Regions from separate parts of the Mus musculus genome. Here region 1 is linked to region 2. Evidence: chromatin loops called from intact Hi-C (ENCODE). Cell type or tissue: left cerebral cortex. All regions are shown on one strand. Each heading gives the region's core, and the rest is flanking DNA. Links, peaks and the distances in the headings are about the cores only. Region 1 overlaps Dscam (DS cell adhesion molecule). Region 2 has its middle 66 kb from the start of Pcp4.

Evidence for each region. Peaks named below come from ENCODE experiments on the same cell type or tissue, not always from the same donor. Only the 100,000 strongest peaks of a DNase experiment are listed, where the experiment ranks them.
Region 1: it touches region 2 in a loop (4-fold over the local background); 2 of 42 quality-filtered maps call a loop at or near these places.

What each region holds. Positions count from the first base shown.
Region 1 is chr16:96,630,295-96,638,644 of GRCm38, forward strand. The region is part of intron 27 of Dscam (DS cell adhesion molecule); the gene reads right to left. Among named protein-coding and RNA genes, the nearest start is that of Gm32509, 84 kb to the right of the region's middle. In left cerebral cortex, for the core only: no CTCF peak of the experiment used is centred there; DNase peaks (open chromatin) are centred at 193, 3,150, 3,992, 4,732 and 3 more places; H3K27ac peaks cover 5,732 bases.
Region 2 is chr16:96,529,223-96,537,572 of GRCm38, forward strand. No RefSeq gene overlaps it. Among named protein-coding and RNA genes, the nearest start is that of Pcp4, 66 kb to the left of the region's middle. In left cerebral cortex, for the core only: no CTCF peak of the experiment used is centred there; DNase peaks (open chromatin) are centred at 4,779, 4,994 and 6,214; H3K27ac peaks cover 2,026 bases.

The DNA.
Region 1 (8,350 bases), core at 39-8,038, 100 kb after region 2:
GATTTGCCTGTTATGTCTCATGTGTGGGAAGACATGGAGACAACCTCAGGTCAATTTCTTATCACCCGGAACCCCAAAGACCAGAAAGCTTGTTCTAGAAGCCACCAGGTCATGCCTATTCCCGTTGGCAGCCTCAACATGGTGCACAGATGGGTTCAGTCTAGAAGACAAAACTGGCCCCCTCTATTCCACCCACATGGAGAAACACAGGAAGCAAAATAGCACTGAATCTCTCAGCTCGTGTCTTTATATTTGTCTGTGAAGATGAAGTAAATAGCCCGAGTCTCTTCTCTTCCTGAATGATTTAACACGTACAAAGTAAATATATCTATGGAATGCCAGAAGCTGGGATTAATTAGCTCCATGAAACACCCAACAGGGGCTAGTACAATATGCTAAGAAAGAGGACCAAACTTAACACTTGTCTTCAACTTACACTGGGCTCGTAAATCTGAGATACCCAACCCCTACACTTGGCCATATACTGTGTCTTTGCTTCAGGTCAGCCTCAGCACTCCCTGGGGGCTTCTCAGGATGATGGGTAGGTGTCTTGGGCTCCACAAAGGACAATAGAATTCCCAAGTGTTCATCTAACTGCAGAGGTCTTGACTGGCCTCTTTCTCAGGCTCAGATCACTTCAGGATTTAGCTCCAAAGCCATGTCAGTCAACCCTGCCTATATCGACCTTTGAGAACAGATGTCTTCCTTCTGTTTGAGCTACCATGCCCTGCTTCCAACTCAGCTGATAATTTGAGGGAAGTTGTGCTAGTTGGAATTCCTTCTTTCTACAAGCTCCCTGGAACTAAGCTGAGTAGTTTGGAGTTTGGATGGCCTGAGTAGGGTAGCATGACCCTGGAGCATGCTCTAAGGATCTGTATCATACCATGCTTCTTAGGAGTGCAGGTTAAGTCCCTCTTAGTATTACTATGTGGCATTTAGAGATGAGGAGAGTGAGTTGTGAATATGTCCAGTGGTGAGAGGTCTGTCCAGTGTTTACAGCACGGACAATTTCTTTGCTGTTTTAGTGGTCCTTGATACCTGGAGCAGAATGAGAGTCAGACCCTGAGGGGTACCAAGGAACAGACACCTGGCCTCAGCAGGGTAAGGGAAATTATCTAAGGATAGTGGTGTATCAGGATGGGCCAATCTCAGGAGCTAGGGAGACTGATCTGTTTAGAAGAGACTTGGAACTTGAGGGGTTAGAATTGGTGGGCCATGCGCTCCACAGAAAATTTACAGGCACTGGAATAATGTGTGTGTTCAGGAAAGGACAGCTCTGTTTTACTCAATAGAGAGTTCGCTTGCATGGTGATGGATGAGGGTGGCCCCAACATCATAGAGGTGACTAGTGTGGTCTGAAAACTGTTACCTGGCTAAGATGAGGGGGATGCTGCTTGCAAACATGGTGGTAGAGGGTCGGGGGGGGGGGCAGACCCCAGCATTCATCATGTCTCTTACTCAGAAGGTTTAGACAGGAAGTTGGGTACAATGTTCTGCTACCAGCTTCCTACGGGGGTCCAGGTGAGAATCTGTGAGCACTGGGTTAAGAATTCCAGTAGTTTGGGGTTGCAAATGATAGTGTTATGTGATGTTGCCTTTGGAGATAAATTGAAAAAAAAAAAAAATCAGAGCTCTACCAGTTGTGATAGGGTGGGGACTGCATGGAATTCAGAGAAAGGCTAGAATTGGGGTGCACAGGATGAGACCAGAGTCTGGTAGGATATGGAGAGCTGGGGGACCTGTTTTAAAGCTAGAAGGTGTTAGGTGAGGCTGTTTAGAGACTGGCTAAGAGTCACATTAGGGAGGGATCTGAGCAGAGATGAGACTTGGAGCATTGTTCACGTTCACATAGGGAGGGGTGAAGAGCCGGAGGCACATCTCAGACATGCTTTCATTTAGGGGAAGGAGTGTTTCTGGAGCAAGTGAGTACATTTTAATAGTTCTGGAATATAGGATCTCTAATGGTGACGGAGGCTTTCAAATTAGCTTCCTTAATGAAATTTAGGATCCTTTCCCTCGGGCCTCAGGCAGCTATCGCAATATGTGCTACCTTTAGCGGGTCCAGAGCTGGGGTTGCGGGCCACCACAGTGGCTGTCCGCTGCCGTCTTACACCAAATGCCCCTTAAGTTCTAGGACACCCAGGGTGAGTTGTTCTCCCCCTGCAACACATATTCTCATAGAGCTTTATGTTGTTGGTTTTTTCTAGCTCAGACACCAACACTAGGTGATTCCTGCTCCAAGCTGGGCTTTCCATTCCCTAAAGAAGCAGCACCGAGAAGGACACTTGACTTGCCCTGTGCTTCCCTGGGCCACCCTTGCGATGGATGCTCTCAAAGGGACTCCTGCCGAGGAGCTCTTCAGCACAGTGTTGCTCAATGGGAGCTTCCATGGTGACTCCAACACATTTTCCATTCTACACTGCCCCACCCCCAAACCCCGAACTTGCAACTTCTCCAAGTTCCTCCTGTTCCGCAGCTATGGGTTCTCTCTGCTCCCTCCTGGATCCAGCAGCAATTGACACCAGAGCTCTTCTAGTTGCCTACAGCTGAATCTTCCCACGTGCCCACCCATTTAAATGCCTATATTCTTTTTCTTCTTCTTCCTCTTTATCTCTTGAGTACAGCCCAGTCCGTAAGTAGGGAAGTGGCCCAGAGACTTTTTCAGGGCACTCTTTTGTTGCTGTTTTGAGATAGGGTCTTGCTATATGGCCCAGGCTTGGTTCAGACTCCTGATCTTGCCTTGGGCCTTTCCAGTGCTGGGATCCCAGGTGGGTACCCTCTCACCTGGCTTTCTGAACCTACAGCTTTCCCCTCTGGTACTACAATTCTTGATGCACTTTCTACCTATCCATAGTGATGGGACCATCAGGATCCATCATCCACAAGCCACTCAGATGGTATCACCACTCCCGTGTCTGGGTTGAGTGTTCCCTTCTTGAGTTTAAATGCTCTAAAATTCTCAAGTACTTCTCAGAGGGCCTGATTTCTACTTAATTTCCTACTTAGGACTCTCTTTTATGAAAAGCTTGGGGTTTCATAGTGTCCTTTATTCAACCAGCCTGAGTACAGACACTGGCAGGATTTTTAATTTTTTTTTTATTCTCTTCCTACACACTTATGAGAGTACCATATCCATTACTGAAGTTGAAAATGAATTTTTACAACTTCTATAGAAGACTTTACATTTCTACTGGTTGAATTTTATCTTCTTGGCTGCAGCCTTTCAAAGTCTCATGATCTCTGGATTCTTCTTTCTGATTCCTGCCTTCATTCCCACCTGTGTGAACCTCGTACCACAGTTTGCTTAGCCTTTCACAGGGCTCATCACAACTTGCTTATCAATCAGCCCTGTCAAAACAGAGTGGGTCTGCCCAGACTTCTGCTGGCTCCTTTCTTAAGCTTATATTAACTTACTTCAAACTAGAAGGCTCTGAATTAATTAATTTTTGAATGGGTGGATATTGCCTATCACCTAGCATCTCTCATTGGCCTTTGATTAGTCTAAGGTTATCCACAAAAATTTGGGGATTATGTATGGGAAGGTCTTTGCTTTGAAACTTCAAATGGTCTCAGAACTGGAAGCCTGTGGTGACCCTATTCCCGATCTTTTCAGTGGCAGGAGTGGGGAGTCTTCAGTGAAATATCATAGATTAATTGATATCTATATTTTGCTCATTGTCTTTTGGGACATGTTTTATGTCAACTCTAGAAAACCAACTCCCTCCCCACAACCTTGCCTACTGCAAAGGTTTGGGGAAAAATAGCAAGCTAATCAGGGCTCCGGTAATTGTTAAACATTTTGAGCTTTCCCTGTCTCTGTCTCATCTCATTTGATTTCCTTCTTTCCTTTCCTTTTAATTCCCTTCCCTCCCTCCATTTCCTCCTTTTTATAATCCCTGGTCCTGCTGTTCTGGTTCAAATAGCTCTCCTCCTGCCGCACACCAGAGCAGAGCAGATGTTGAGTGGCTTTCCTTCCACCTGCCATCTGTTCTGTGAGAACATCACCCAGAGCTCAGCTCTTCCTGCTCAAACACAGCCAAGCAGGCCTGGGCATAGTTTTCTACATTTTCACATATTTCAGACATAGACATAGACTGGGTGACATATCTCCTGAAGTCCGTGGCCACTTCTGCACACTCCTCTTGTCTCCTCTCATATTCTGTTGGGTAAGTAGTGATAGAGAAAGTCCACCAGGCTGGTCTGGCAACAGAGTATTTTCCAGCTCCCAAATGATACAGGGAAGACTAGAAGACAATGACAGAGATCACGGTGACCAGGTGTCACGGGTCATCTGCTTGTGGGGAACAGTTTCATGTGTGTGGTGTGGTGGAGAACTATGAGGGTCTGGCAGTAGGCAGGGAGCCATGTGGCTGAGTATATGATACTGGCTGGCTTCCAAGTAGTCAATGGCAAAAGTACTCTGGGAGAGGTATGGTAGATATTCAAGTCACAAATTATATATCAATGTGTCAATAAAATTAGGGATCATATGACAAAGAGTGATGAGGTAAAAAATGAATTAACCCAGGGTTTTTGAAGATGGGAATGACATTTATTATATGCCTTTGATAGCATGCTCACTTCTTCTGACTCCATGAGTCATTGCTAGTCATTAAAACCTTACTTGTGCTTACCCTGACAGCCTGTCTCTTATTTGCATATATTTGCATATGCCAAGTTTCTTGGGAGGATGGGGGTTGGAACAGTGACCTGGGCTCTCTTCTTCCCTTTTCTCAATGTTACTTTGGAAACATTTATCTTTCCAGCCTTTAGTTTTCAAGTCTACAATATGGACAATGCAAAGCTCACACCCTATCAGGACCCCTGGTGCTGAGAGACTAAAACAGGACTATGGGAGCTCGTTCTAGAGGTATGCAGTTCTGACAGTCTAGGAGAGCTATACCAGGTGCTTCAGGAACATCACAGCTTGGTCTTGTTCAGTATTTACATATTAAATACTGAAGACCATTGCTCTCCTCCTGGTTCTGCGAATATGTGAAAGAGTATACCAGTGGGTGTGTATGGTGTCATGGAGTGCTCCATCCAGGCTCTTGCCTGCAACCTAGCAAGGCTTTCTTACAAGGCTAAGCAGCTTTAAAAACATATAAATGGTTCAGAGAAAGAGAGAGAGAGAGAGAGAGAGAGAGAGAGAGAGAGACAGACAGACAGACAGACAGACAGACACAGACAGGTACACACACACACACACAGACAGAGAGAGACATACAGATACACACAGACACACACAGACAGGTACACACAGACACACACAGACAGAGAGAGACATACAGATACACACACACACATACACACACACACACACACACACACACACACACACACACACACACACACAGAGTGCTGGCATTCATAGTCTCTGGTCTATGTTTGCTCGTCTAAAGCTCTTGAGGAAAATGGCATGTGCTTAGACTAACCTCTGCTGTGAAGTCACCTGTACCCCCCAAGAGCAAAAAAGGAAACCATCTATGGACAACAGATCCCACTTTGCTGCTCCCCTCACCAAAAGCTTCTATCTGAAGGCTCCCCACTGTCAGCCCTACTTCTCTCTGAGACAGGAAAGGATATTATAAAGCAGCTATTTTTTGCAATGGCTGTAAACCTGCATTTAGGTTTTTTTTTTTACAAGATTCCAGCCAGAACTTCCAATCACCTCATGCTTGCATGGAAGAAGATTTTAAAGCTAAGGAGAAATAAATGTCCTCAGAGACAGACATCCATGCTCGTGACCCAAGAAAATTGGAAGAGCAAACAAGGGCAGGGCAGAGCATCCTGGCAAGCCAGGCAAAGCTCCAGAGACAGCCGGGCATTCATAGTGCCTGTCCTGGACTGCCCATTCTTGTGTTCAGCTCACCAGCTGCCCTTGCTCCACCTCCATCTCATCCCACTGCTTACTTGTTCTGCACAACCTCACACAGAAACTCAGCTCTACCCATTTCTGCTCTGACAACTGTAGGGAAGAGGAGAGAAAGAAAGGGAAAGGATAGGAGGCAGGGGGTGGAGTGAAGGAAGAGAGGCTGAAAGAAGAGAGAGAAGGAAGGACTGGAGGAAGACAGAAGATAAAACAAGTTTTCATAGTAAAGGATACTGATTGTGTGTGTGTGTGTGTGTGTGTGTGTGCATGCACACACACACATGAAAGTGTGCCCTGAGTGCTAGCTCTAAGGTACAAGTACATGCATGTGTGTGCACGTGTGTGCACATGTGTGCATGTGTGTACATGTATTATGAAGCTTGAAGAAGCTCTTAGGGTTTGCTTCTCAGTCACTATTCATCTGTCCATCATTTTCTCTTGAGGTCTGGTTTTTCACGGGCTGGAGCTTGACCAGAAGGGTGGCTGTTCACTGAGTCCCAGGAATCTGCCTGTTCCCACCTCCGCAGTGCCAGGATTATTGTCATTTTTTAAAAAAATGTAGCATCTGGGGATCCAACTGAGGTCCCCATGCTTCTGAAGTGGGTACTGAACTGAACATCCCTCAGTCCTGATGCTGTATTTTTCAACCACTGTTTATTGGCTTGGCATTGAGCCTCCCGAGGCTAACCACCTCTGTGTTCTTTCTCTTTCCTGGGGGTTCTGCACTCCAGTGTGGGGGCATATTTATCTTCCCTCCTTCCTCAAGTGTAAGTGCCAGTGTGCTCTGAGGTTCACATTCCTGGCTGAGCTCAGTAGAGTTCAAGTTGCTTTTTGGTTTTAGAAATGGGGAGAACTTTTGGTTCTTTAGAGAGGAGAAACAAGTCAGGAGAGTTAAGAAAATGGAAAGGATTCCCCACAGCCCACCCACCCACAGAGTCTTTGCCTTGTAAACCAGGAGCCCAGATTCTCTTGGGAAATGGCCACCCGGCACTGGTCAGTTTGGAAATAATTGTTTATTTTGAATCATGTTTGAAATCATGACTATCTCTTGTTTTAAGGGGAGAAGGGTGTTTTGTTAGAGAAATGGGGTCAGATTGCTACAAGGCAAATGGATCACTATGCTTATCTTACTTGAGATAGAGTTCTTGTCTTGGCACTGCCAGTTGACCCCTGCTTTGAGGCACCAGAACAGGCTTTCAGTCCCTTGGGAAAACTCCTCCTAAAGGACACAGCTTTTACCAATATTGGAGTAGAGCACTAGACTTGGGGATCAAATTTTTATTAGGTTGGGGATGCTGGGATGCTGGGTCCAGCTGGTGACTCATTTGTAGTTCAAAGTATCAAGATGTTGGGGAAAACCAGGGCATCATTAAAAGCAAGATGCAGCTTTCTGAAGTCCTGAATAAGGATATAGTTTTTTTTTTTTTTTAAATCAAGTACTTGAAGACAATTTAGAAGGTCGCTCTGCTCTAAATTTAGTTAGTCCTCAGGAAGGGAGAATATAGGCTGGCGGAGCTGCTCCAGTCCCACTTTCTTTCATGTTGCTTTTGCATAAAAGAATATTACCTTGTACTCCTTGACTAGGTTGTTCCTCCACACAGCATGGGGTGGCATTTGTGTAAATATTTTAGTTGTGTCCAACTTCAGACAGTACCACTAAAGAAGGGTCTGAACTTGGCCTCGCATAACCTTAAGCACATCTACCAGGTACTCTATTTTTTTCCTTATTCAAATTGCTTACCCCATTTTCAATCCTGCTAAGAGGATGTTCAAGCAGCGTACCATGTGTTCCTAGAAATGGTGACCTTATTTTGGGCAATTCTTCCCACCAATTCTGTAAACCTATGGGAACTGGTTTGAATGTAGGCACAGGACCTAGGTCTTATGGGAGGCAGCTTTTAATTGAAGGGCATTATTAATGAAGTCTGAGGGTTAATAGACATTCATGACTTCAAACCTTGGCTTCAGACCTCCCTGAGTTGGATATGTTTTATGCTATTAATAGACATTTCAAAGGGGTAGGTGCCTTGTAGGTCTCTCTGGGGACTGGTCTGGCATTCCATGATTCTTTCTGTGCACCCATAACTTATTCTGTCTTTTAAGACAGCACTTCTCAGGGTTACAGAGAGATGAGTATGTCCTCTAATGTAACCCTTGATCTAGCACTTCCAGAGGATCACTATCTACAGCTCTAGATGGGATCTTAGGGATCTTTTGATTCCTAGGATCTTGTCAAACTCGTGTGATCAAAAATAATGAGTAATAAGAAAATGCTGCTATTTTTAAAAACATTATATGTGACCCATGGTAGACAACCACTAGTAGTTTGCTAAATTAAATCCATCTCAGAAAGTGGTGGGGCTCTCCTCTTCTGTCAGACTCTTCATTTTAGAAGCCTTTATCATGCGCCTATAAAATACAAGAGTGTTGGTACCCTTGTGTTCTTCTCTTGAATTCTTTGCTCTTTAGCATCTCATG
Region 2 (8,350 bases), core at 44-8,043:
CAACTTTAGATAGTCATCTTCTTATAAACCTCTTGAAAGAATAACCTAGATAAATTGGCTTGACTGGAGAGGCAGGGGGTTTAGTGTTAGATTTCCCTAGGGTTTGTGTTTGAGGAGATTCATTCTAGTGTTGGGTTTAGGAGATGCAGCCTCTATCATGGATGCTGAGGGCACAGTACCTGGGCTGCTCTCTAAGGCTCAGTGTCTTAGTCAGCTGGGGATGCTGTGATGAAATATCATGGTTTTCTCAACTGAAAGTGCTGGCATTTGTCCTCACACCTCTGGAGGCCGCAAGTCCTAGGCCATGATGCTGGCAGACTTGGTTCCTAGCTATCAGCTGACTGCTTTTTTGCTACTTCAGGGAATATTCTTATTTCAGGCAAGAGAAAGAAAGAAAGAGGGAGGGAAGGAAAGAGGAGAGAGAGAGAGACAGAGAGAGAGAGACAGGGAGAGACACAGAGAACACAGAAAGGGGGCAAGAGAGAGGAGAGAGGAAGAAAGAGGGAGAGGCAGACAGAGACAGAGAGAGGGAGAGAGGGAGAGAGAGGGAGACACACAGAGAGACAGAAGATAGTGTCTTTTATTTATTTACTTTCGCGACATATATATTGAATATATTGCTATATATTGTAACCTAGGCTTGACTTACCATCTTTCCTCTCAATTTCCCAAGGACTGAGGTTTCAGGAGTGCGCCACTCTGCCCAGCCCCTTTACTCTTCTTGTAGGATGATTCTCTCATGGAAGAAGTCCTAGCTTCATGGCATTATCTAAGCTTAGTCTTACACCAAATCCCCTACCTCCTAATATCCTAGTATTGGGGGCGGGGTAAAGGCTACACAGTATCCATTTAGGATCAGAGCACCTGCTGGTCTCCACCATCTGCTCACTCTAGAGCTTCATGTTATCTAATGGGATCAGATGACAGAGTGATTGGTCTTTGTTCACTGCTCAGTTGATTCTCCTCAGGCTTCAGGTGTGCTCAAGCTCACTGTCTCTGCCTCTGTCCACATTCTGTTGCTGCCTCTGCTCTGGTTACCTTGTGGCAATCTCCTCTGCTCACTGCTGTACTTCCCTTTGCAGGCTCTTTGTTCTTAGGCGAACAGGAATGTAATTGAATAAGAATTGGGAGAGAGCAGCCTGCTCTGGTGTGTGTAACCTCCAGGAGTCAGCGGTCTGCAGAGCTGGAGAGTGACAAACACACACACACACACACACACACACGCACGCACGCACGCACGCACACACACACACACTCCTGTACCACCAGAGGCAGAACCCTGTGATGTTCTTTGGGTAACACTGAGGACTGTTAAAAGCAAACCTTTTCACTCTTTTCTCTCAGAACCATAAAGCCAATTAAAATACGAGAGTCTTGCAACCTCAAAGCTGGCATGCTCATTATCTCAACACTGCAGGTCCTCTGCCTGAGAGTTTAAAGGCCTAGGAGGCACTTCTCTGTGAGCACTTTCCAGGCTTTCAACTGGGACCTTCTTGTGGGCCTTGACTGTACGATCACTTCCCCAGACTGGCTGAGATCTGACAGCTGCCACAGTTACTGTAGATAAGTTCTTGTTCAAGGCTGGCCTTTGCATTTGCCTTAGTTAGATGAATTCCTGCCCAGAAGTATCTAGACACTCGGGAAACCACTGCTTCAGTTGACAAGGGAGGAGCCTACACTCCTTACTGTGTTCTCACATGAGCCTTAGCCCAGGTGTCAGCCTGATGTGCTGTACCCAGGTGTAGCCCTGGCCACTAGACTCCAGGTTCTCTACCTGTCAGTGAGTTTGCTAAGACTAGTTTTAAGTGGAGCCTGTGGCTAACTTATTAACTGGTCCAGGGGGCTTCCATGAAGCTGATGTGTGAGAGGTGTCATCATTCTGAAACTGGGCAGTTTTGGAAACCATCCCTCTGATCATACCATGCCACACTCACTTCTCTCCTTCCAGTATATTCTCCTGTGGCAGCCAGCACGTGCATCTGGCTGTTCTACTCTTCCCATGTTGACTCAGCCTCTTATTGGCTACAGTGTGAGGGTGGGGTAGAGTCAGAGTCCTTCTTAATGACCTTTGGGAACCTGCTGCTGAACACCGCTATCATCACTGTTTGGATGGTCCCTTTGTTCCTTCCAGGTAATCTCCTCCTTGCCTAGCTAGATGTGTGACTCTGTAAAGCCCAGCTTTTGCACAGCCGATCGTAGCATCTGGGGAATTCACACCCTTCTCTGGTTCAGATCCGATACTCTTCTTCCTGAGGTGGATGAGGTAAAACTGACTTGTGGGAGAGAGTAACTTCCAGCTCTGAGTACCTGTTCATGGGAGAAATTTATGGTTTGTTTGAAACAGAGATAATGCCAGGGACCTCGGGTCAACTCTATTTTCCATATGTAAGGTTTGTGAGGGGTCAGATCTGCAACAACATACGTCGGTTCTAATAGCTAACGAACAGCCTCTCCAGCTTGAAAGGACAGCTGGGAGATGTAATCTGTCTGGATGACCTGGGTCAGATGAAACTGGTTTCTTTCACCCCTGTCCCCCTTCACATCTGTCCCAGCTCCTCTTTTGCAGACTCCATCCATGGGATATTCCCCTTGATGGCGCTGATTGTAGCTTCACAAGCTTTGGTGAGATACTTTGATTCATTCTTGTCCCTTCTACACAAGGTCAGGGACATTTGTTTTATTGGTTGGGATGCTCTTTAAACACTTCACACTTTAGCAAGAGTGAAGATGGCTGGGTATGTAGCTCAGTGGTAACAGGCTTGCCTGGTCTGCATGAGGTTTAGGTTCTCTCGCTAGCACTGCCAACAGTAGTGAGTGAATGAGTTAGCGTGGTGAGCTCTGTACTGGCATTGTTCTCTCCCTCATATCTGATGGGAGAGGCAAAATGATAGGGAAACAGCCTGTGCTTTCCTCTAGGAACCAGCCAAGGAAAACATTGGCTTATCCGAGGTCACAGCAGCCAGTATCCTTCTGTCTTCTGTCTGAAGAAGGTTGTGCAAAGTCCCCATAGTATGCATTTTCTTGACATCCTATTTGCAATGGATAAACATAGATATTAGGGATAGATGGCAGAACTCGGGCACATGTCTATGCTTCCCTATGTTTTCTCCCTAGAGACTAAGCATGTCTGGAAGCTGTGGCTGCCTTGGCAGGGATCTCTGTGCTCCAATCCTGAGGTCCTGCACACTGCCTTCTGCACGTATTCTTCTTCTGAGAACAAGGTTGCCCCTTCCCTCTATTCATCAGCCTTACTGTGGACACCTAGAATATGAGAACAGTGGAACCAGGCTTCAGCAACTATTGTTGTCAGCCTCCTCTGGCCTCAGTCTCTCTCTCTCTCTCTCTCTCTCTCTCTCTCTCTCTCTCTTCATGTGAAATGAACATCTGACCACCAGAGGCAGAGACTAAATGGGCCATCTGTGCGGAGTAATTTCTGTAAGTCAGGTTGTAGTAAGTTGATACACACTTGACATGTGTTGATTGTCTCATGGAATATACAGTGTCCCCATTTTATTGGCGAGGAAATGGAGGCTCAGAGATGATAAAGAGCATACAAGGTCACACAGCTTGAAGGAAGAGGCTGACTCCTTCATAAGTTAGATTTCTCAGCCTCAAGACTTTGAACTCCGTTCTTAACTCTACTTGAGGCATTGAGCATGGACGTGGCTTCCTGTGGATGGTTCCTGTCCATATAGAAGACTCTTTGAATTCTTCTGTGTCTGGTGGGTGTACCCTTGATGTATCCTTCTATGACTGACAGAGTGTAACTTGATGCATCCTTCTGTGATTCACACTGTTTGGAATTTACAGCCTCCAAATCTCATTGGTAGAATAGAATTAGAGCCACCTTAATCCCCAAGATTGGTGAATATGTTCCTGTCTGTGTTGGGGGTGCTTTCGGGATATGACTAAAATCAGGATTTTGAGGTGAAAAGACTCCACAGCATCATAGGGTCTTTCTATGAGGAACCAGGAGGATGCATGTTGGGAAAGGAGCTCGGATGATAATAGTGATGTTAACAGGATGAGCTTTGAGGTTGTGGAAGAAGACATGAGCCGAGGACTGCAGCTGGTGTCTAGAATCTGGGAGAGGCAAGAAGATGGATCATCTCAGTGCCTCCGGGAGAAACCATCCCTGCTTAAACTTGAGTCTGCCTTATAGACTAAGAGTTATCCCCCTAGAATAGTAGCTGTGAGTTTGTGTTATTTGAAGCTACTGGGTGTATGTCACTTCCTTACAACAGGATACGAACAGTGGCGTTGTGTCCTATCCTTTGTGTCTTGATGCAATGATCACTTTTAACACTAGTGTTAATCATGTTTCAGCTCAGCTAGTGAGGGGTCTCCTGAAAGGGGGGAACATGAGTTACTCAGACGAACAAATGGTTAGGATGGGGGGTAGTCATTACTTATCTGCTTGGCATTAAAACTGGCCCCAGTCATGTGACCTCAGACCCTGTCTTACCAGCCCTCATCTCTGAGGAGGGGAGTCGTAGCCGCATTACCACCCCACAGTCTGCTGGGAGCCCTTCAGGAGATGCCGATGGCTACAACAAGCCAGAGGCATCTGCAGCTGCTTGACCAGATCGTGGCAGGAGAGCTCCAGAGATGGCCTGTAGCCAGCCCTGGCTGTCAACACTAATTTTCTCCGGCTTGATGGAGCTCAGCCTATTTTGTGTGGCTTGCCCGCCACCAAGTCAGCAGCCCCTGCACAATCAGGGTGCTGAGCCAAGCTGATAAGCAGGGCTGTGGTGTGGTTATCTCTGCCACTGCAGAGCTGAGAGCTTCGGGGAGGAGTGGATGTAGGGTGTGTTTCCGCCTACATTGCTGCTGCTGCTGTTCCTGCAGCACCTGCCTCCCCAGGACAGTCCAGCTCCTAGAGGAGGGGTGCAGCCCTCTCCATGCTCCCGAGGTCATGGGGTGGTAGTACAGTGGTGCAGAAGACTCGGGGTTGGGGAGTACTGACTCATAACCGTTGTAAGTATGCGGCAGTGAAGGAGCTCTGTGGAGCTCTTCATGGGGTTGCTGGGCTCAGCTTCTGTGATTGTCAAGATGAGGAGAGGCAGTGGGAAGCTCCCTTCTGAAGAATCAACACTGACTCCAGCTCCCCTTCCCTCTGTCACCCCATCCTCCTCACTGAGCTCCTTCTATGATTCATGTTTATAGACCTGAAATGACCTCCAAGGGCCTCACTAAACCCTGCATTTTATAAAGATGCCAGTCAGACACATGGCTTGCCCATGGCTGAGTCTAAGCCCTACTAGGATGTCCAGTAGGGTCAATACTTCTTCTGCTAGGGACTCACTCTGCCAGGCTGATGAGACCCATCTACGGCTTTCCATCAGAGATGGAAACTCTAGGCATGCTCCTAGGGTGTTCCAAGAACATTGCTTAAACTCCCTGGGAACAGAAACAGAGGGAAGATCAGAAGGTGGCTTGTCCCATTAGTATTCCAGGGCACAGCTTCTATGAGTGTGTTGAAAGGTAGATGGCTAAGATTTAAGCTCAGCACATTAACCTGGACCCAGAGTAACAGTGGCATTATCAAGAAGGACCCTTTACTTCAATAGCCTCAAGGGATGCCTTTTACAGACGTGTTGTGGGTCAGAGGCAGAACAGCCTTCTTCAGCCATCCTTAGGGTTCTAGCTTTCCCCCGTGTTTAGATGGATTGCCATTCTGTTTAGTTCCAGGTTCGGGAGGACAAGGTGAGGGGCACCCAAAAGGATGAAGCTAGAGGAACAAAGTGCAGTCTCTGTCACAAGGTTTATAGGTGCACATCTGTGGTATGAGTTCTTCAGATTCTCACTGGTACTGTGACGTTTCCTGCAGATGTGCTCACAGCTGCCCATATCTCTCCAGAACATGAGCATCCAATTGTATCAATGCTCCCCATGTCCTGCACACAGGGCAACCGGAAGTTACTAGCATTACTGGTAGCTCAGTTCCTGGTTGCTGCCTGATTTGACTCGGAAGATGAATACCCAGCTCTCTTGATCATTAGCATCTCTGAGACTCCAGAGATCCTTGGCGGGAGCAGTCCTTCATTGCACAAAGTTGTCTGCTCAAAGATCCAGTCTTCTTCAACCTTCCTTCCTTCCTTCCCTGACTCATGTCCACACTTCACCCACCCCAGATGCTCCCTCAGCCTTTCAAGCAAATCACTTGCATGCAAAACCTTGCCTCAAGGTTTCCTTCTGGGCGACACTAACCCAAGACATATGGCGAGGGAGATGTGTGGGCATTTTGAGCCAACACTCGGAGGTTCCAAGAATTCTAGAGCCTTCAGAGCATATGCTGTGTTTACATCATGTTTTTCACAACTCAGAAGAAAGCAATCTCTTAAGACCGGAATGGACACTTAGTTTTCAGTCAACTGAAAGTTGTTTCCCTACTTTGAAGGGCAGGCAGCCCCACAAGGGCCAAGGAGGGTGAGGCAGGGTGGTGTGGCCAATTTGCCTTCTCAGATCCAAGTCCTTGGGATGTGGAGACACTGGGCTCTACTTTCCCAGAAGGTACATTCCAATGAGAAGCTGAAGATGTGAATCTTTGAGGAAGGTAGAAGAGAGCAGGAAGGAATCACACCATGTGTCACCGTGAGGCTCATATTTGTGAAAACATGAATATGCTCTTGAGAAATGGAGAGCTCTCCAGGGCTGGGCTGGGCACAACTGGCGACATCTAGGGATTACTAGAGAGGGAGAAATGACCCTCAGGGAAGAGGGCAAAATCTATAATGTAAATGTATTCCTGTGTCTCTCATTGCTTGGCTGAAGGGACTTAAACCATCACCCTTTTCCCTTGGTTCCTTGGAAATCTCCCAGGAACATTGACTCTCTTCTTCCTGGTTGGCAGGAGTGAACTTCCAGTGTTTCAAGAACACTGTTTTCTTTCCTGGTAGACTCTGCTCTCTGGGGAGGACATTTCTCTGCACACAGGGGCATTCTGTCTTGCCCCAAGTTGTCTCTGCTTCTTCTAGGACTACATTTATCTGGTTTTAGTTATTTATTTTTATTGAAGATTCTGCTACCTCTGCCCTCAAACTATTTTCAGTACCCTCCTCCCTTCATCTGTCTGTATGTCTCTGTCTGTCTTTGTCTCTGTCTGTCTTTGTCTCTGTGTGTGTGTGTATGTGTAGGTAGTTATTCTTGCCCCCTTCAAGGTTCTCAGCCTTCAGGAAAATTTAACCTTAAGCCTTTTACCCACACTACCCTGACTTACTTTACTACTGTGTTTTGTGATAGGAATTCATATTAGCTCCTGGACCCAGAATAATTTCAGAAGACTTTAGGGCTAATCTGGGACTAGAGAATGTGTGAGACTCATGTTATCCTGAGTACAAATTTACTAGAAAGACCTTTATACCCCCACATTACTGCTCAAAGGTCCCTGAGCTGCCACCCAGCTCTTGCAGCTTTCTGAGATCCTGGAAATCTAGTTAATCTTTGAAATCTGTTCAGTGTGGGGAACCACAGTTGAAGATCCTTCTGTATCAGATTGGCCCAAAAGCATGTCTATAGGCATTTTCTTGATTCTAATTGATGTGGAAAGACCCACCCTGTTGTGGGCAGCATGAGGCCATAGTCATGTGGTCCAGGGCTGTGTAAGGAAGTGAGCTGTAAGAAGCCAGCAAGTGAACGGTAAGCCCCGTTCCTCCATAGTTTTCTCTCCAGGTTCCTGCCTTGCATTCCTGTCTGACTTCACTCTAAGATGGATTGTGACTACAAGCGTAAGTTGCTATGGTCATGGTGTTTACCACAGTAACAGAAAGCCAACTAGGAAAGACATCCTCTTATGTTGCTATAAAGAGAGGGCTTGGTCTAGACAAGTGCCTGGGTTGTGCCTCATCGTTTCTTTTTCCCCAGGACTTTATTTCTTCTCAATGTCTATCATAGAGTTTCACAGACTCTACCACCATGCCTGACAATAGAAATTCTCCTTAGTCTCTGAGTTACCAGTAATCCAGTCCCTGCAGTCAGTAAGGGTACCGTGGGACTAAAAGATGTATATGAATCATGGTTTTCTGAACTCACATTTACTAAAAAAAAAAAAAAGGCCAGAACATGATACATTCCAGAATGTGAGGATCTAGGCTGAGTACTGCTCACCTTTCCTGTTATTCTGTCACCTCACATTCCTGGAGATCCCCTGGTGTCACAGTTGTGTTGCTTGGGGGCATTGGTGTGAGGTGTTACTGCACCTCAGTGGGTTAACACACAGGAAGTGTGTATCTCACTCCTATCATGCTGAAGGAGGAACAGCTCTCATGTTACCCAAAGCCTGTCTCAGGCAGTCAGGCTCCATCCCCCAGGACTCTACATCTTTTGGGTACAGGCTTTGTAGAGAAAGAGC